4 separate regions of the Homo sapiens genome follow, and regions 1, 3 and 4 are each linked to region 2. A link is a contact called in ENCODE Hi-C or POLR2A ChIA-PET data. All regions are on one chromosome and are shown on one strand. Each heading gives the region's core, a stretch centred on a gene start or an enhancer-like site at or near the end of the contact. The rest is flanking DNA. Distances are from core to core; before and after follow the strand shown. Region 1 holds the start of RRAGA (Ras related GTP binding A). Region 2 holds the start of MLLT3 (MLLT3 super elongation complex subunit). Region 3 holds the start of MAP1LC3BP1 (microtubule associated protein 1 light chain 3 beta pseudogene 1). Region 4 holds the start of PLIN2 (perilipin 2).

The links. A loop is a pair of places that touch in the nucleus more often than their neighbours do. ChIA-PET counts read pairs that join two places held with the same protein, here RNA polymerase II (POLR2A). Pooled maps may share reads with other maps.
Region 1: a loop to region 2 is called in a map of naive thymus-derived CD4-positive, alpha-beta T cell, with 32 times the contacts of the local background. The contact joins the promoter of RRAGA here to the promoter of MLLT3 in region 2. A Hi-C loop is called at or near these places in 3 of 168 maps with a recorded cell type or tissue (CD4-positive, alpha-beta memory T cell and naive thymus-derived CD4-positive, alpha-beta T cell) and 9 of 50 pooled maps.
Region 3: a pooled map shows a loop between it and region 2 (4-fold over the local background). The contact joins the promoter of MAP1LC3BP1 here to the promoter of MLLT3 in region 2. A Hi-C loop is called at or near these places in 2 of 168 maps with a recorded cell type or tissue (heart right ventricle and naive thymus-derived CD4-positive, alpha-beta T cell) and 12 of 50 pooled maps. POLR2A ChIA-PET finds 5 or more read pairs at or near these places in 1 of 52 experiments (GM12878).
Region 4: a pooled map shows a loop between it and region 2 (13-fold over the local background). The contact joins the promoter of PLIN2 here to the promoter of MLLT3 in region 2. A Hi-C loop is called at or near these places in 9 of 50 pooled maps. POLR2A ChIA-PET finds 5 or more read pairs at or near these places in 2 of 52 experiments (CD4-positive, alpha-beta T cell and naive thymus-derived CD4-positive, alpha-beta T cell).

What each region holds. Positions count from the first base shown.
Region 1 is chr9:19,047,495-19,053,018 of GRCh38, forward strand. It overlaps RRAGA (Ras related GTP binding A), which reads left to right and starts at 1,933. Exons shown (of 1, transcript NM_006570.5): 1 at 1,933-3,531. The coding sequence starts at 2,166. The coding sequence ends at 3,107. It also overlaps a transcript of SAXO1 not described here. RefSeq lists an enhancer at 1,873-2,394 and a silencer at 2,002-2,191.
Region 2 is chr9:20,618,264-20,624,266 of GRCh38, forward strand. It overlaps MLLT3 (MLLT3 super elongation complex subunit), which reads right to left and starts at 4,236. Exons shown (of 11, transcript NM_004529.4): 1 at 3,982-4,236; 2 at 2,391-2,571. The coding sequence starts at 3,993. RefSeq lists silencers at 2,185-2,304, 3,525-3,574, 3,645-3,794, 4,215-4,674, 4,695-4,834 and an enhancer at 2,465-2,594.
Region 3 is chr9:19,460,432-19,466,128 of GRCh38, forward strand. MAP1LC3BP1 (microtubule associated protein 1 light chain 3 beta pseudogene 1) reads right to left here and starts at 2,958. Exons shown (of 2, transcript XM_047424278.1): 1 at 2,885-2,958; 2 at 495-873. The coding sequence starts at 2,958. The coding sequence ends at 495. RefSeq lists an enhancer at 448-949 and a silencer at 4,314-4,773.
Region 4 is chr9:19,126,242-19,128,741 of GRCh38, forward strand. PLIN2 (perilipin 2) reads right to left here and starts at 1,251. Exons shown (of 8, transcript NM_001122.4): 1 at 1,178-1,251; 2 at 156-207; 3 at 1-68. The coding sequence starts at 185. RefSeq lists enhancers at 497-1,007, 1,008-1,517 and a silencer at 1,030-1,589.

The sequences.
Region 1 (5,524 bases), core at 683-3,182, 1.6 Mb before region 2:
GCATGGTTTCCAAATTAAAAGACACATTGGAGAGTCCAGTACAATGCAAATTTGGGCTCAACAATGCCAATTATCATTAAGTTTCAGAACACTAGAATAAGAAAATTTCGAATATGTTTTTAGAGAGGAAAGAATAGATCAAAACCAAGAAGCAGGCATCAGACTACTGGCTGCTAAAAGACGATGGAGCAACAGAGCAATGCCTCCAAGACTCTGAGGAAAAATTATGTCCAACCAATCAAGTGTGAGGGTAAAAACAAAGAAATTTTCAGACATCCAATCTCTTGAAATTTTTACTCTCCTCATACTTTTTATCTGGAAACTATTGGAACATGTGTTCCACCAAATGAGCCAAAAATGAGAAGATGTGAAATCAGGAAAAAGAATACCCAACTCGAAAGAACGGGGAAGGGAAACCCCAGAATGGTGGTGAAAGGCGATCAGATAAGAAGGCTCCAGAAGAGGTAGCACCAAGGAGATGAAACTGAATACATTGAGAGGAGATTTTCCACATACTATATTGTATTATGGAATTTCACTCTATGATTTCCATAAACTACAGCAAAGGCCATTTTTGAACTTCTTTTACTGCACACGTTAACAGTAGGAATTAAAATATTTTTTGAATAAATGAAAGAATGGAATACCTGAATTTGTACAGTACAGTATACACTTTGATAAGGGCTTTAGGCCAGGCACGGTGGCTCACGCCTGTAATCCCACACTTTAGGAGGCCGAGGCAGGTGGCTGGCTTGAGTTCCAGACCAGCCTGGCCAACATAGTGAAACCCCGTCTCCACTAAAAATACAAAAATTAGCCGGGCGTGGTGGCAGGTGCCCACAATCCCAGCTATTTGGGGGACTGAGGCAGGAGAATCGCTTGAACTCAGGAGGCGTAGGTTGCAGTGAGCTGAGATCGCGCCACTGCACTCCAGCCTGGGCAACAGAGTGAGACTCCGTCTCAAAAGAAAAAAAAAGGACTTTAAGGTAGATACAGAGGCTTCAGTATCCTGATGACTCTCATTCATTCTGTATGAACGATACTGGCGACACTGATTCACTCATCTACTTGAAGACCAAGAGCAGAATCATATTATGCTTTGAGAGGGGCACAGGGTAGCCTATTGTTAGGCAAATAGACCGCAGCAAGATTGTCTAAAACCAAATTCCATTTCATCATTTAGTATCTGTGTAACTTGGTCAAGTGACTTAACCTCTCTAACCTTTGATTCCCTAACTTGAAAATAGGGTTATTAATTCACAGGGTTACTGTGAGGATGGAACTAATGCCTGGGATTCCACATTATCATTTCCTCGAGCTTTGGAATTCTAATTATAAATTCTAAAGTCTGAGATTACGGAAAAGCAGATGTGAGAAAGGAATTAAAAGCACCCACTGGAAGCCAGGATGTCTCCTAGGAGGGACTTGCTATTACCTAGCTGCGCAGCAACAGGCAATCGCTTGCCTACAAGTCTCACTTTCCGCGCCTGCACAGTCTCCATCTGCCCTGCCCTTGTACTCACTGGGCCGGGCAAGCTGGGGAGGCCTAAGCGGACTGGGAAGTTAGGCTTTCCCTCCACTTCACCAGTCGGCTGCCCCTGCGGAAACCGGCCCGACACACCTCGCTCCTAAAGCCAGTTGCGGTGGTGGTGGCGGTTGGGGCTTTTTTTGGCCACGAGAGGGCAGCATTTCCCCCGGCCAACCACACACGTACCCCTAGCAACAGCAAACCCAGCTGCAACAGAACAAAAGACCGAAGTCCTCGAGCTTCCCTTCCATCTTAGGGCTCACGCCGCCCCGGTTAGGTTTCATTAGAGCAGCGGCTTTTCAAGGCTCGTCGGGCACGGAGGGCGGAGCGAGGGAGCTCTCGCGAGATCGCCGCCGGAAGTGGGTGGTGGCGGGGACGCAGCGGCTCCCTCCCGGAAAGCGAGCGTATCTCCCGAGCCGTTGCCACTGACAGCCGCGGGCGCTCCCATCTGAGTAAGAGCCAGCCCGTCCGCGGCCTCTCCAGCCCCGGGTTCGCGCTCTCGACTCTCCTGCCTGCCCAGCTGCGCGGCGGAGCGGAGCGAGGCGCGGCCTGCGAGTCCCCGGCAGCCCCCGACCCCTCCCTCGGCGCTGCGTGTAGGCCGCGCCCTCAGGCCCAGTCCGCGGTGCCCCGGCGGGTGATGCCAAATACAGCCATGAAGAAAAAGGTGCTGCTGATGGGGAAGAGCGGGTCGGGGAAGACCAGCATGAGGTCGATAATCTTCGCCAATTACATTGCTCGCGACACCCGGCGCCTGGGGGCCACCATTGACGTGGAACACTCCCACGTCCGATTCCTAGGGAACCTGGTGCTGAACCTGTGGGACTGTGGCGGTCAGGACACCTTCATGGAAAATTACTTCACCAGCCAGCGAGACAATATCTTCCGTAACGTGGAAGTTTTGATTTACGTGTTTGACGTGGAGAGCCGCGAACTGGAAAAGGACATGCATTATTACCAGTCGTGTCTGGAGGCCATCCTCCAGAACTCTCCTGACGCCAAAATCTTCTGCCTGGTGCACAAAATGGATCTGGTTCAGGAGGATCAGCGTGACCTGATTTTTAAAGAGCGAGAGGAAGACCTGAGGCGTCTGTCTCGCCCGCTGGAGTGTGCTTGTTTTCGAACGTCCATCTGGGATGAGACGCTCTACAAAGCCTGGTCCAGCATCGTCTACCAGCTGATTCCCAACGTTCAGCAGCTGGAGATGAACCTCAGGAATTTTGCCCAAATCATTGAGGCCGATGAAGTTCTGCTGTTCGAAAGAGCTACATTCTTGGTTATTTCCCACTACCAGTGCAAAGAGCAGCGCGACGTCCACCGGTTTGAGAAGATCAGCAACATCATCAAACAGTTCAAGCTGAGCTGCAGTAAATTGGCCGCTTCCTTCCAGAGCATGGAAGTTAGGAATTCCAACTTCGCTGCTTTCATCGACATCTTCACCTCAAATACGTACGTGATGGTGGTCATGTCAGATCCGTCGATCCCTTCTGCGGCCACTCTGATCAACATTCGCAATGCCCGGAAACACTTTGAGAAGCTGGAGAGAGTGGATGGCCCCAAGCACAGTCTCCTTATGCGTTGAATATTGCCAAATGCTCTTTCTGAAAATGCTGAATTGCCTTTTTTGTTTGCATCCTTTATTTTTAATATTCATAATGTCGTGTGCTTAAAAGTGGGCTTTGAAGTGTGTGCTGCTTACTCCTTTCATCTTTCTCCCCGCTTCCCCAGTCTTTAAACATTGGACGCTATTTACTCAGCTACCCAGTAGAGCTTGAAGCTGACCTTTCTGAGAAGTTGGTATGGTGTAACACTAAAGTAGGTGGTTCGTGTGTGTTCTCATTACCTGGTTATGATAGATATGCACATCAAAGCCTTTACCAGTATCTTCCTGTATTCCGTATCAGATTGCAAAGACGGAATGTTACTATTTTATCAGCAAGGTATTAAAATGCATTTATAAATTCTTCTTGGCTTCATTCATGAATAAACGTGTTAGCAATTTAAAACATGTCCTTATTTGAAATAACTTGAAAGTGCTTAATATGCAAATCTAAAAATTCTGACTGCCCACAAGTATTGCTTGACTGGCAAATTTGATTCTGTGAATTTAGCCCCCAGCACTTTAGTGATGTTTGGTAACAGCTGTAGAAGCGCTTATGCTATGGACTGAAGCTAGACCACCTGAGTTAGTATTCTGGTCCCTTCACTTACTAGCTCTGTGAACATGGGCAAATACTTAATTTCATTACACTTGTTTCCTCATTGGTAAAATGTGGGTCAGAATACTACTTTATAGCCAGTCGTGGTGGCTCACACCTGTAATTCCAGCACTTTGGAAGGCTGAAGTGGGAGGATCACCTGAGATCAGGAGTTCGAGACCAGCCTGGGCAATATAGAGAGACCCTCTCTCTACAAAAAAAAATTTTTTTTCATTAGCTAGGCGTAGTGGTGCGTGCCTACAGTCCTAGCTGCTTGGGAGGCTGAGGAGAGAGGATTGCTTGAGTCCAGGAGGTAGAGGCTGCAGTGAGGCATAATTGTGTCACTGGCCTCCAGTTTGGGTGACAAAGCAAGACCCTATCTCAAAAACAACAATAAAAAACCACTTGATAGGATGTTTAAAAGGATTAAATTCAACATGGTAAGTATTTAGGAATGGTGCCTAGCGCATAGCATACTCTGTTAACTACCATTACTACCTACTGAGCCATTCTTCCCCAAATTACTGGATATGAAACCTATTTGAATATTTGATCCCTTACTAAATGTCAGGTGTTCTTAAGCACTTGTGCATTTATCTTACTGAATCCTCACAACCTATGTGGTAGGTTACTTTGATCGCTATTTTAGCAGATGAGCAAACTATGATCTTATTAAGGTCATACAGCTAAACCCAGGCAATCTGACTACTGACTCTCCTAATCATTACACCCCATTACTTCCATTGAAAAGTTAACCATAAGAGTCATAGCTTTTTATTTATTTTTGGTTTGTTTGTTTGAGACGGAGTCTCGCTCTGTTGCCCAGGCTTGAGTGCAATTGCGCGATCTCACTGCAACCTCCGCCTCCCAGGTTCAAGCCATTCTCCTGCCTCAGCCTCCCAAGTAGCTGGGACTACAGGCATGTGCCACCACGCCCAGCTCATTTTTGGTATTTTTTAGTAGAGACGGGGTTTCACCACTTTGGCCAGGCTGGTCTGGAACTCCCGACCTCAAGTGATCCACCCATCTCAGCCTCCCAAAGTGCTGGATTACAGCCATAAGCCACTGCACCCGGCAATTTTTTTTGTTCTTATAACTTGCACATATCAGCACTGATGGGTCCTAGCTTTTTAAATGTAGATTATTCCTTCATATAATTCCAAATTTACATAGTGGGTAAGCTGAAGCCCAGGAAGCTAAGTGACCTCCCTCAAGGAATAGAGTTTCACTCATTTTGGGCAAGATCACTTTCCCATTTGTATTTCTCTAGAAATTGGATAATACTGAAACAGATTCTTAGATCACCTACTTTTAAGGAAGGATTCTGAGGTTCCTAATTTGGATTGGCAATGTGGTGTAGTAAAATGGACAAACAGATCTAAAATGTCCCATTCCACTTCCAGCAATAGCTGCCTTAAGGATTGTTTGAAAAGAAATCTAAGTATTTTAGAGCGAAGAGACCTGTGATCAACTCTAAGCCTTTCATTTTACACTCGAGGTGCTATCTTTGTATGGACAGTAAACATAAGTGATAGGGCTTTAGAATTTCTAAGGCTTTATAAAATTATTTAATGTTCATTAAACCCTTTCTAGCAGCAGATGTGGATGACGCTACTCATGAAGAGTAAGAAGCTATTCAGGTGTAATTTATAAAAATTACCTAATTAGGGCCATTGGCAATACATTAGTATAAAGACTCCAGATGTGTAAACTGACAGTATAGATATAACCTTAAAAATTCATTTTAAAATACTATATACTGTAAATCTAGTAATTAAAATGGAAGTAACAAAATATGTTG
Region 2 (6,003 bases), core at 2,986-5,485:
AGGTACTGGAAGTAGACATACAAATTCTTGGCATTCTTATTCTATATTTATTCTTATCATTTTGAAAGACTTTATAAGCCAAAAAATAAGTCCCAGGATTAAGTGGCATGTTTGGTGTTGCTTGAACTTACAACTATTCCCAATGAACAGAGAAACCTTCTCTTGCAATCTGAATCATGTGTAATTACAGTATGACAAGGTCTCTCCTGGGTGATGTAAGCTGGCACTTTTCCCAGGACTTGTCACATCATGGGAAGCACGCATACAAATAAAAATCCAAAAATAAACATTTTAAAACAATGGCTTATAGACTGCATAGAGAACCTCCACAGTTGAGTATAAAAATTGAGGAATCCAACCAACAAGCAGACATCTCTCACCAGAGACCTCTGAGAAGTCATCACTGCTATCAAGCAGCTTACCACGCCTAGCAACAACTCCCAGGTGTGGCCTATGTGAGCAGCACCCTCATGTTCCCTCAGGGCAGACAGAAAATCATTAAGTATAGGAAATAAAAATAACATCAATGCACACATCCACTGAAGCAGAAAAACAATGGTAAAATAGAGGTTGATCATCTTTAATTTCATAATGCCAATTTGTTGATTGTCAAGGTGCCTAAACAAAGTTACCTTAAGAGCTACATCTTCTGCCAACTGAGTTAATTTTCCTAATAAATGTTGCTTTTTAAAAGCTTATTTCACCTTGAAGTGAACTGCAGCCAAGTAGTAGTAATAATGTGTACCAAGGATCTTAGAAAGTGGTTTCTTTTGTTTAAACTCCTCTGCTCTACAGACACATGGAAAGGGAGAGAGAGAATCCGAGAAGCAGCATATCAACCTCATCAGCGATAGAAATTTGACATCGCTCATCCTTACCACAGTTTGGAGGAAATATGAAATATAATAATCTCTGACTATATTTTAACATAAAATGCTAACAAATTTCAAATGTTATTTCCTATAGGCCATGCATATTTCTAGCCCTCTATAAGAAACTGGATTTATTTATTAACCATCCAACAAAGACCATCAAATTCAACCGTTCAAGTTTTCAGGAGGAGTTATAAACCAAACCACTAAAGGCAAAAAATACAATCCTACTTCCCATTACATGAGCTCTGGAAACAAAACTAAGCACCAATACAAACCTCTGCCACCTCTAAGGCACACGACGCTTCTCCTTTCTTTATTCAGCCCCCTGAATGTTCAATAATTTCCACACAGCTCTAAGCAGAATGGATTTATTATGATATTACTCTAAGAAACGACAGGAGTTCTAGATGCCAATAAAGATTACGGATCAAATGGAAGATAACTACTAACCATTGTGTCGACTTAGATAAATAAACCTGCTCACAAACAAAGCACCTTATTGTATTTGTACTGTTACCTTCACTAATCCAACTAAAACAACCAGACATTAGTTTTCCAGAGGTTGAAGGGAAAAGAAATCGGTATTTCTCAAACCCTCTTTAAATTTCTTTCAAAATGACACTCCGTTTCTTTTTTCCAAAACTGTCCTGCCCATTATGGAAAATGTTTGGGACCACAGAGGCCCAGTAGGATTATGCAAACTAGACTCCAAGGCTAAGAACCAAGGTGGGGAGGGACTAAAGCAAAAGGCTTCCTCCACATCGTTCCTCTTCAACTTAGCTTCGACCTTTGCAAGAACAGTCTCCCTGCAGATCACATCCGGCAGACACTTTGGAACGTTGCTCAGAATCAAAGGAGCAGTCAAGTGGCACGCGGGGGTGGGAGGGAGGAACGAGTAAGCCCCCCAAGTAAACATAAAATCCAGACTGGAGTGGGTGTGGCGGTGGCTAAGCCACAAAAAGAAAAGTCTATGGCAACTGGCACCTGGTGCCTCATACACAGACAGGAAAGCACAGAAGACCCTAAAGAGAACCGACTTGCCAAGACCGAACAATAACTACATCCAATACATTCTTTGCTAATAACACAGGTAAATCTTAATTTCTCTAGGAAAACACACACACACACACACACACACACACACACACACACACACGCGCAAAGTGTTTATTCCCTCCAGCCCGATTCCCCACATCTCCAAACTCAACAACTAATTGCACCTTCCCCACAGAACCCGCGGCTAACCCCAGAGGACTGGTGAGGGCTGGCTTGGGATGAATAAACACTCGACACCTGACGGTCCTTTCTCTGCGGTGACTTTCACCAAGCCGAAGTGGCGCGCGCGCGGGCAGGCGGGAGCCGGGACCTGGCCCGCGCGGCGCCGCGCACCCGGATCCCGAGGCTACGCCGGCGAGCGCGGCGCGGGGGGCGGGGAGCGGGACAGCGGGACCGCCCGGGCCAAGCGATTGTTTCAAAGACATTTTTTATCAAGACCCTTTTGTATTCGAGCCCTACCTCTTTTTGGCCTAGGAAAGCTTTCGTGCAAGTGGAAGACGACTTTCTCCACAAAGTGCTGTATGTTACTGTGCTCCGGACCGCGTACGAACACCATCCAGTCGTGGGTGAAGCCCTCCACGGTGGGTTTTTTCCTCACCTGGGCGCGGTGCCCCAGCTCCAGCTTCACCTGCACGGCACACTGCGGGCAGGGGGAGGAGAGACAGCCGTGAATAACAGGAAGGCGAGGTTTCGGCAGTGAACGTTGCGCCTGACATTTTTTTCCTCCTTCTTGAAACGCACATAAAAGGAAACGGCGGTGCCCTCTGCATCCACGTTTCACGCGCGTGGGCGCGCACACTCCACACCCCCAAATATACCCGCCCGCCCGGCCCGGCTTGGCCCCAGGCGCCCCGGGCCCCGCATCTACATCGGACAGGATTGTAACGGAATGTTATCCCCAGTCGGGAAGGGGGTCGGGGAAAAGAGGGAGAACACACTCAGCCACGACAAGCACGACAACAAATGCATCGGAAACAAATCAGAAGGCGATGCCGGGGCGGTTTCCCGGCGTGGGAGGGGAGGTGGCTGGGACCCAGGGGGACCGAAGGGCTCCTGGCGAGCCCCCTCCCCGAAAGTACCGCGGCGACAGGCACACGCCGAGGAAGTCTTTGTGTACGTGTGTGTGCGTGCGTGTGGAGCGCTGTGCCAGGCGAAATGGAAACTACAGGCAGCCTCTGCTGATGGGCACAAACTCCCGTGCTCTTGCCACGGGGTTCGTGCACAACAAAAATGAGACGTCGTCATACACACTGAAACACACACACACGCCCGCAGGAAAACACGCCGAGGCATCCATAACTTAGAGCACCCCGCACCCCCCAGCGAAAAGCCCCACGCGATCGGCGAGGCCAGTCGAACCGAGCCCCCGCAACACACTTTCAAGAGCCCAAGTGGCTCCAAAGTATCTCCCACCTCCCCCCAAAAAATGAAATTCAGAAAGGCAGGGCGGCGGGCGGACAGCCGCCGAGCCTCGGCTCGCGCTCAGCACCTCCCGGCGCTGGGGCAAAGTTGCGTGCGGCCCCGCCGCTGTCAGCCCCGCACACTTCGGCTCACACACGCGCGCCGCGGAGAACGCACCATCGTAGCGGCCGCGGCGCTTTGCGGAGGTGCGGCCGCCGAGGCTGCTCGCCGCGTCCCCGGACTGTGCCCGCAGCTCCCGGCGGCGGCGGCTGAAATATGGCTGAGTTATTATTCGCCTCCTTCCACCGTGTGTGTGTGTGTGTGTGAGTGCGCGCGTGTGAGCGAGAGGGAGTGTGTGAGTGCGCTTCTTGTGACTGCAAAGAGGCGAGGAGGGAGGGAGGCGCGGGGGGTGGAGGGGCGAGTGTGAGCGTGTGTGAGTGTGTGTGTGTCTGTGTGTCTGTGTGCGCGCCGGGGGGGGGTGGGGGAGGAGGGGAGCGGAGGCTGAGGGAGAGGCGGCAGCTCCCTGCAAGCCGTACCAACCTTTCTCTAATTGGAACCGCGGAGCGCTGGCGCTGTCTGGGCTGCGGCGGCGCAGGGCGAGGAAGGAAAGTGGGGGAGGGCTTTTATTATTATTTTTGCGCGTACTTACCGAGCTAGCCATGCCTGGGGGCCCGGAGGTTTGCTGGGGTGTTGTGTGGTACCCCCCCCTCCTCCGCCCCCCCTCAGCTGTAATTCATGAAGAGGCTGCTATGAATGAGAGCGCGCCCAGGAGCGGAGGGTAGATGGCGGACATTCTCTGCCTTTTTCCCCCCGCGCTCGCTTGCTCGCTCGCTCGCTTATTAAACTCAGCCCCAAAAGCAAAAGCAGCAGCAGCAGCAGCAGCTCCAGGGTAAAGAAGATGATTGCGGAGCATGCGCCGTGGCGCCTGACACCCGGGCTCCGAGCCTCACAGGGCGGAGGGAGGGCTTGCGGGCGGGGCGGAGCGCGCGGGGAGGCAGAGCGAGCGAGCCAGGGGGAGCTCGAAAGAGCCAATCACCTGCCACCTCCCGAAACCCCGGCGGCCCGCAGCGCCACACTGGAAAGCCTCGCTTAAAGTAACAGGTTCCTGCTGGGGGGGTGGCAGGGAGGGGACGCAGGAGTGGGGAGAGCGGCCAGCTGGGGAGCCATCCCAGCCCCTGTGTAAACTCTGCTCGCCCTACAATAAAAAACGGATTAAAACTGCTGGAATGTAGCCACTGCTTAGAGCCCTCAGCAGCCGGAGAGGGGGTGTTAAATCAAGTCCTTAGCTAGTACGCACGGGGAGGAGGGAGTGGGCTTTCTTTTACTTTCCACCACGTATTTCTGTGGTTTTGTGCTGAAAAGACAAGAACTCACACCCAAACAAACTTACTTAAAGAGAGCGAGAGAAATGCCATCCTGCAAAAAACGAGCATGAAAATAGCAATGACTGAGGCTGTTCTAACCCGCAACGATCCCCTGGCCCCCTGCCCCATCCACTCACAGGCACCCGCCCGCCACCCTCACTCCCCGCCCTTCTGCCACCGCCACCGAAAATTTGAAAATGAAATGAACAAGGGAGAAACAAGGATGCTATTTCCTTGCAAGGGAACGCCTTCCGCTTTGGTAATCCCCGGCTGGGAAGCTTCATAAAGCGGTGCCCAGGTGAAAGCAAGACACCTGGGAGTGCCGGGTACAGACCCTCGGGGACCAGGCTTGGAGTTGTTTTCTTCGGGGGGCTTCCCCTCCTGACAGCCTACTGAGTTGCATCAGAACGTGGAGGATTGTCCTCTGAGGACGCGCGGGGCAACCGGGAGTCTTAAAATAGCAGATAAAGTTAATACTGACTGTAATGTGCGTAAATTGGATTATAATCTTTAGGCGTATTGGTGACAACCAGCGTAATCCATCTCTGAGTATTAATCCGGTTAGACTCCCGGGTGACAGCCAGTCGCAGGAGTGTTCCCAGAGTCGCGCCTCTGCAAATGTTCTCACTCGCGTTGTATTTGATCTCAGTGGCCGGAGATAGAACAGCGCGGCCACGCGTGGGGCGCGGAGAGGAGTATCAACTACTGGCTTCCTTTACAGACGCAGATAACCTTTAAAAAGGAAACGGATAAGATCTAGACGATTGATTTGAAAGTGAAAGATGGATGTGACTTTGGTTCGTTAAAAAAAGATCCTTGCATCTTCCTAGCCCTTAGACCTCTTTTGCCTTCTCTTTACTCCCCTTTTTCCCTCGCCTTCCAACTTCTTGCTGAACCTTGATTTTTCCTTCTCTTCTCCTTGCCTTTCCTCTTTGTCCCTCTTTCTTTCCTCTTTGTCCCTTTCTTTCCTCTTTGTCCCTTTCTTTCCTCTTTGTCCCTCTTCCTCTTTCTGACTGAACTTCCTTGCTTTCCTCTTTTCCCTTTACTTCCCTTTTCCACAAAAGCAAGTTGTCTCGGCCCTTGAATTGAGAAGAGCAGAATAGCGGGGAGGACGTTACCTAGGGCGTCCTGTGTCCTCGCTGTTAATTTTCAGTTCTCCCAGCAGCTCTCACAAAGATCCTGGGAATCAGGTCGGACCACTTGGAACCAACCTTAGTTTCCAAACCAGCAGCCTTCCAACTCAACTTTTGATTCCCTAAAACTGATATTCCGCTGCCTGTCAGTTATAATCAAGAAACTTCTTTGGC
Region 3 (5,697 bases), core at 1,708-4,207, 1.2 Mb before region 2:
TGCGTTTTGCAGGGATTATGCTTCACAGCTGAGGCCTACAGATCCTCTTAGGGAGATTTCTCTAGCTGAGTAGAAAACTTCTATCCGAAAAGGCGCTGGGTTCTGTGAACCTGAAGAGAAGACTCAGGGTCTCTCTGAAAGCCTTTAAATTACTGCTGGAATTGGAAGTTCCTATTAGTGAGAAAAGAGCATTAAAATAACTTGAAGGTCTATTTTATTGGCAACTTAGAATGCAAAGTATTTTATTTTTAAACTTTTAAAATTTGAAAACAAACTAGCCTACATTAAATCATATAGTTTCCAAAGCTGAACGTTCTCACTTGGAGCTCAGTTCTGCCGCTTGAAATACAAACACAACTTCTAACGCTCCTAGGTGGGAACACTACTGTTTGATGATCTATGATTAGATGAACTGATCGATCTCAGTTGGCAACACCCCTTTTTTCCCTTGGTAAGGGTTTAAAAAATTCTAGAATAGATGCATTTTTCTAGTTTTACACTGACAATTTCATCCCATACGTCTCCTGGGAGGCATAGACCATGTATAGGAATCCATCTTCATCCTTCTCACTCTCATACACCTCTGAGACTGGTGTGGAGACGCTCACCATGCTATGTCCGTTCACCACCAGGAGGAAGGCTTGATTAGCATTGAGCTGTAAGCGCCTTCTAATTATCTTGATGAGCTCACTCATGTTGACGTCTCGAACGTCAGGTACAAGGAACTTCGTTTTATCCAGGACAGGAAGCTGCTTCTCACCTTGGTATCGTTCTGTTATCACCGGGCTTTTGGCTGGATGCTGCTCTTGAATAAGTCGGACATCTACTCTTTGTTGGAAGGTGCGGCGCTGCTTGAAGGTCTTCTCCGCTGGCCTGGTGCGGGGATCCAGGCGGCGGCGGCGACGGCGCGAGGGTCCCCGCGGCTCCTGGGGGCGGCGCGGGCGGTAGAAAGTATTTTTTCTTGTCATTCTGGAAGCAGTACAATGTAACAACTATTTACATAGCTTTTACGTATAACTAATGTAGAGATGATTTAAAGTATAGGGGAGGGCTGGGAGCGGTGGCTGGCGCCTGTAATCTCAGCACTTTGGAAGGCTGAGGTGGGCGGATCACTTGAGGTCAAGAGTTGGAGACCAGCTTGGCCAACATGGTGAAACCCCGTCTCTACTAAAAACACAAAAATTAGCCTGGCGTGGTGGTGCATGCCTGTAGTTCCAGCTACTCGGGAGGCTGAGGCAGGATAATCGCTTGAACTCAGAAGGTGGAGGTTGCAATGAACCGAGATCGTGCCACTGCACTCCAGCCTGGGTGACAGAGCAAGGCTCTGTCTCAGGAAAAAAAAAAAAAAAAAAAAAAAAAAAAAAAAAAAAAAGGGGGCGGGGGGAGAATGTGTATAGGTTATATACAAATACTGCATGATTTTATGTCCTGGACTTGAGCATCCTCAGGTTTTTGTAAACGGCAGCTAGTAATCAAAACCATCTGCTGCTTAACAGTCCTGGATGCTGGTACTGCCTGTGGCCATAGTGAGGAGTCACAAGCTATCTCTCTTTGCTCAGTGACAGGTCTGCAAGTCTCATTATTTCCTGGCCATCTCTATTGGATGCCCATAGACAACTCACATTTGCCTTTACTTATACCTCTCTTAAATCTGGGCCTTGTCCACTTTCTCAGTGAGTGGTGTCACTTTCCATTCAGTTGGCAGAGGCAGTCCCCACCTCCCTCAGTTGTCTATATCCAATCTATTTTGAGACAGGGTCTTGCTCTGTCACTCAGGCTGGGTGCAGTGGTGTAATCATAGTTCAAGGCAGCCTCACTCTCCTGGGCTCAGGGGATCCCTCCTGCCTCAGCCTCCTGAGTCACTGAGACCACAGTCATGTGTCACCATGCCTGGCTAATTTTTAAATTTTGTCTCTTTATGTTGCCCAAGCTGGTCTCAAACTCCTTGGCTCAAGTGATCCTCCTGCCTTGGCCTCCCAAAGTGCTGGAATTATAGGTGGTAGCCACTGTGTCCAACCCATATCCAATCTAATAGTAAATAAATCCTTTTAATTCCACTTCTCCAATGTCTCAAATCCATCCATTTTTCCGTATCCTGGAGAAGGTGCCACCTTCTATTGCCCATCTGTCCTGCTGGAGCCACAGCTGTCTTTCTAGAGAGAAATCTGACAGTGTCCTTCCTGCTCAGGCCCCACCAGTTCCTCCCCATTGCTCTTAGAACAAAACAAACCTGATTGGAGACCCTGAGTGTGATCTGAAGTCTCCTCCACGATCTGGTCCCTGCCTTCCTTTCCAGTCTTTCTGGTTTTGAGCATCTCCCCCTTGTCCCCTTCACTCGAGTCTCTCAGAGCTTTGTGTGTTCTTCCTGGTCTTTCACATGGCCTTTGGGCCTGTCTCCATGGCTGTGTAACAGATCACCTCAAAACTTAGTGGCTTGAAACATCAGAAATTTATTCTGTCACAGTTCAGGAGGCCAGAAGTCCAAAATCAAGGTGTGGGCAGGGTTGGCTCCTTTTGGAGGCTCTGAGCAAGAATCTGCTCCATGTCTCTCCTTCCACTGTCATGGGGCTTCTTCCTTGTGTCCCTGTGGCCTTGTGTCTAAGTTTCTCCTTTATCTTACAAAGACATCAGTCATTGAACTTAGGGCCCACCCTAATCCAGTATGACCTCATCTTAACTAATGACATCTGCAAAGACCCCATTGCCAAATAAGGTCACATACTGAGATTCTGGGTGAAGGTGAATTTTGGGCAAACGTTATTTGAACCACTCACTACACTGTCATGTGCCAGGAATGTGGAATCCCCTCCCCACTTTTAGCTAAAACCGCCAGAATGGATTTAGCGTTGTGGAACCTCTAGACTCCTCCCGTGTGTGCACGCACCTTGTATGCACACATAGGTGCACACTGACAAGTGCTGGCACACACATGCCCAGGGCTTCCTCTTTCTCTCCCATGGTCCCTGGTGAAATTTCCTGTAATACCTTTTCATGCCCTCCCTCCGAGGCGGGGAGGGGTACCGCTATCTACAACCAGCTGTGGAAAATACCCCGAGAAGCAGTGAAGGGAGGCAGCACTAAGGAGGAGAGGGGTGTGGGCTGAGCTAGGAAAGAGGAGGTTTTAGGAAGCTGGCCTGGGGGTTCACTTGGAAGAAAACCTGTTCTCTTCCCAAATCTTAGGATGTCTGGTGGGATAAAGCCATCCAGTCTGGCCTCTCCCTACCCGCACCGCCTGGCCTCCTCATCTTTGTATTCCCAGAGACAAACCCAGGGCCTGGGAGACTGAATCCAAACATCAATTTACCAACCAATCAATCCGTAGAGCAGCGGTCTCCAACCTTTTTGACACCAGGGACCGGTTTCATGGAAGACACTTTTTTCCACAGACTGGAAAGGGCTGGGAGTGTGAGGTGGAGAATGGTTTCAGATGGTTCAAGCTCATTACATTTATTGTGCACTTTATTTCTATTATTATTACATTGTAACGTATAATGAAATAATTATTGTAATATAAGAATAATAATTATTATTACATTGTAATATGTAATGAAATAATTACAACTCACCATAATGTAGAATCAGTGGGAGCCCTTAGCTTGTTTTCCTGCAACTAGGTGGTCTCATCTGGGGATGATGGGAGACAGTGACAGATCATCAGGCATTAGATTCTCATAAGGAACATGCAACCTAGATCCCTCCCATACGCAGTTTACAACAGGGTTCACACTCCTATGAGAATCGAATGCCACTGCTGATCTGACAGGAGGTGGAGCTCAGGCGGTCATGCTTGCCTTCGCCCCGGGGCTCACCTCCGTCTGTGCAGCCCGGTTCCTAACAGGCCACAAAGGGGTACTGGTCTGCGGCCTGGGGTGTGGAGACCCCTGCCTTAGAGCAAAAGAGTTTTGGGGTGTGGTGAGAATACCTTGCCCGGGTGAGGAAGGCTTCCTGGATTGGAATGCGGCGTCCAAACTGATACCTGACGGGCAGCGAGCACTAGGCCAGGGGAAAGGTCTCCAGGCTGCCAGACCGCTGGGCAGATGATGGCTCTTCTGTCCACGGCACCTGGTTGGATGTCAGGAGTACTGAGGAGTGTGTGTGTGTGCGTGTGAGTGTGAGTGTGTGCGTATTTTTGTGCAGAGCAAGCGTGAAAGAAGCCAACAGGAGCCATACCCATGAGTTGAAAATATCAGAAAGGGGAGCTATGACCTGCAAGACACATTGTGAGTGTGGTGTCTTGGCCATTGTCCGCTGGGACCACAGGAAGGTCAGGGATGCACTTCTGCTTGGTCCTACGGCTGGCAGTTGGGAGATGCGGGCGTGGGGAGCGGAGCCCGATGAGTGTAGTGTCTGGAGCGGACTGGGAGCAGCTCGGCCTGGGTGTCCGAGGAGCGGGCGGGCGCTGCTCCGGGCGCCCACCAGGGGGCAGTGCTGCCGGGCGAGAGCGCGGTGGGCTGAAGGGCGCGGGGCTGCGGGGCTCGGGGGTGTGGGACTAGAAGGCGCGTGGCTGTGGGACTAGGGGCTGGCGGGCGCGGGGCGCGGGGCGCAGGGCTGCGGCGGGGGCGGCCAGGGCGGCTTTTGCCTCCCACGCAGGCAGGAGAGAGTTCTTGCGTGCCTGCCTATACTCGCCGCCGGGCATGTTTCCAGGTGAGCGGACCGTGCTGACTCTGGGCTGCAGAAATGCGCCCCCAGAGGAAAGCTCTGCGCTTTGCGGGAGCTCTTTAAAGCCAAGGTTCCAGAGAATGGATTTACCCCAAAGCTGATAACGCTAACGCTTCTGCCACCCCAAGGCCGTGTTCATGCATATATCTATACGAGATTCCCTGAAAGTGTGTATGTTTCAGGCCCACTGGGCTCTGCCTCTTGGTGACTCCACTCCAGGTTTCAGTTTGGTTGGCCCCTTGACGGTCTAGATCCCTAACCCCCAGATCCACCAGAGCTACTGAGAAACTGGGGCAAGCCTCCACAGAGACAAGCGACTTGGGGTATGTGTGGGTATATGGGTGTGGATGAGAGAGTGAGCGAGCGAAGGAGTTCAGCAGTATAGATGCCAGTAGCACCTACCCTTCCAGTTGTGACAACCTAAAGTGTCCCAAACATTGTCAAATGTCATATATCTGGCGAGGAGAGCCGGGAGTTGTTCCTGGTTGAGAACCACTGATTTAGAGATTGTAGCTTTCCTTTTCCATTGCTGCTTATGGGTTAAGCCTCACGTCTTTTCCAGAGGGGTTGTATTGTGACTTGTACAGCCTCTTCCCGGAGATTTCTACCCACCAAATTGAAAGGGTCACAGGCCGACTCCGGGGGTGAAGAGCCTGGGTTCAACCGAGGAAAGGGCCAGGGGCCTCCTTTCCTCCTGTGGCCTCGGCTGCAGCCTGCGAGCTGGGGAGAAAGTAGCTGCTGGCCTGGCCGGGGGTGCTGCGCTCTGCTCCCAGTTTCTCTCTTCCAACAGTTAGAACATGAAAGCTGGAAGCGATCCTAGAGGGTGTCTAGTTCAACACCTGCCCCTTCCCTTAAAGAAGTGTTTACGATGAGAACACTGACATTCAGAGCCCTGAAGCGTGTCTTCCAGGGCTGCGTAGCTTTTATGAGGTAGAAGACCAGGCCCAGGTGTCCTGACTTCCAGCCTAGAGCTTTTACTGCTCCATGGGCAGCCTCTCTGAGTCCCCTATTAAAATGCAGTCCCCCTGGAGGGCACAC
Region 4 (2,500 bases), core at 1-2,500, 1.5 Mb before region 2:
TAGGCTGAGGACATGAGGTCATACGTGGAGCTCACCAAGGGCAGGTTGACCACCCGAGTCACCACACTCTGCAATCAAAGTAGGGAGGGTATGCTTATTAATCTCTCAAAACACAAAAGGAGAGAAAGTAGACAAAGGCTACTCAAAATTCATACCGGTTGTGGATCAACTGCAACGGATGCCATTTTTCTTCCTGGAGAAAGAAATCTGCAGAAAAGAGACTTATTTCAGAACACCGGGATAAGACTCTCCCAAATTCATTCCCCAACCCAAGCAAATGCTGATTACAAGTAGAGAAAAATGCAGGGTGAGCTCCCTGTAGTCTTCTGCACTTCTTTCCTCTCTCCAGCTCTCCAGGTCCCCCTCCTGAAAGACCCACACCCACACAACCCCACTCCCTCTTTTGAGGCAAAGTTTCAGAGCTTATGTGTAAACTTGCAATACTCAGGAGGGAGAAGTAAAGTTGTTGACATACTTCTCTTGTTTCTCCGAGTATCTGTTAACAAAAATGCTAGCCAAGCCGGACGCGGTGGCTCACGCCTGTAATCCCAGCACTTTGGGAGGCCGAGGGGGGTGGACTGCTTGATGTCAGGAGTTCAAGACCAGCCTGACCAACGTGGTGAAACCCCGTCTCTTCTAAAAATACAAAAATTAGCCGGGCGTGGTGGCGGGCGCCTGTTATCCCAGCTGCTCTGGAGGCTGAGGCAGGAGAATCGCTTGAACCCGGGAGGCGGAGGTTGCAGTGAGCCTAGATGGCGTCACTGCACTCCAGCCTGGGCGACAGAGCGAGACTCCGTCAAAAAAAAAATGCGGTTTTCTAACGCGTTTCCCTTTCGATAATGTCCCTTCGACAAATATTGTTTTCCCACAACCACCCAAGCAGGCCAAGGGACATTCGATAGCAATCGCCCTAAATCTGTTGGCAGGAAAGAAGCCTCAACGCACAAAGGCAAGGGTCGAAAGCGCGGGTTCAGCAGACCGCCCCTACCCAGCCAGGACCTGGAAGCCGCGAGGCGAGCGGGGGGTCTCGGACCATCACCCCCGCGTCCCGTCCACCTTTGAGCCCCGCGGGGAGCAGAGCAGCGGTCCCAAGGCCCCGGGGAGCCCCCCACCCCAACTGGGCGCCGCTGGGGGCCCGGGACCGGTTCGCTGGGGCACCCACTGGGCGCGCACTCACCGACGGACTGCAGCGAAAGGCGAAGAGCAGGCGCGTCCCGAAGACGACTCCGGCTGCCACGACCCGGTCAAAGCGTGGGGCCCGCGGGCGCCCGGGCTATAAACCCCGCCTCGCCGCCCCTCCCCAAGCCTCCGCAGCACGTGACCCGCGGCAGCACGCCCTGTCCCAAGCCCGAGTGTCACCCTCGGGCACGTCCCGGCGCCCTCCCCCAACGCCGGCCCTCCTAGAGTGGTGGGGGCCCGGTCGGGTTGAGAGGGTGTGCTGCCTGGGCGAGGGGCCCCGCCACGGGGAGAGGAGCCTGTCGGGAGCCGGGCGGGGGCCCGGCCTGGGGAGGCTGGGAGTTGGAGGTAGCCCTGCCTGGAGTCGGGGCGCTGCCTGGAGTCGGGGCGCTGCCTGTGGTCGGGGTCCTGCCTGTGGTCGGGGTCCTGAGAGGCCCGGGGCAAATGGGGATGGCGCCCAGGCCGGCTTTGGGGTTTTGAAAAATGCAAACAAATTCACACCAACTTGTTGAACGGCGTTAGTCCTCAGAATAGAACTCTAAAAATGGAAGCGGTGGCTCACGCCTGTAATCACAACACTTTGGGATGCTGAGGCGAGAGGATCTGTCGAGCCTAGGAGTTCGAGACCAGCCTGGCGAAGATTTTTATTTTATTTTAAAAAATAGCCCAGCGTGGTGTCGTGCGCCTGTGGCCCCAGCTACCTGCGAGGCTAAGATGGGAGGATCGCTTGAGCCTGGGAGGTCGAGGCTGCAGTGAGCCGAGATCGCGTGGCGCTGCACAATGGCTTCTACGCTGTTATTTTTAGCGAAGTAATAACTTTTAAAAGTTTTGTGGCGGCTGGGCGCGGTGGCTCACGCCTGTAATCCTAGCACTTTGGGAGGCCGAGGCGAGCGAATCACCAGCCTGGCCAACATGGCGAAACCCCGTCTCTCTCAAAATACAAAGAAAGCAGCCCAGCGTGGTGGCGCGCGCCTGTAGTCCCAGCTAGTCCCGGCTGTTTAGCGGGGTTGGGGGCAGGCGGGTGGGTGGCTGAGGTGAAAGAATCTTTTGAGCCCAGGTGGTCGAGGCTGCAATGAGTCGAGATCGCGCCACTGTACCACTGCACCCCAGCCTGAGTGACTGAGACCCTGTCTAAAAAAAAAAAAAGAAAAGAAAAAAGAAAAAGAAAACAAAAAACTTAACTCCAGATCACTCCAGAATGACAGCTGCCTAGGGTTATGTGACATAGGCAACTTTATACGTGCAGGGTTATGCATTGTTTTTCAAAGACAACTTAAAACGTCATCTGAGTCCCAGTTGTGTTTTTTTGTTGTTGTTGTTTTGT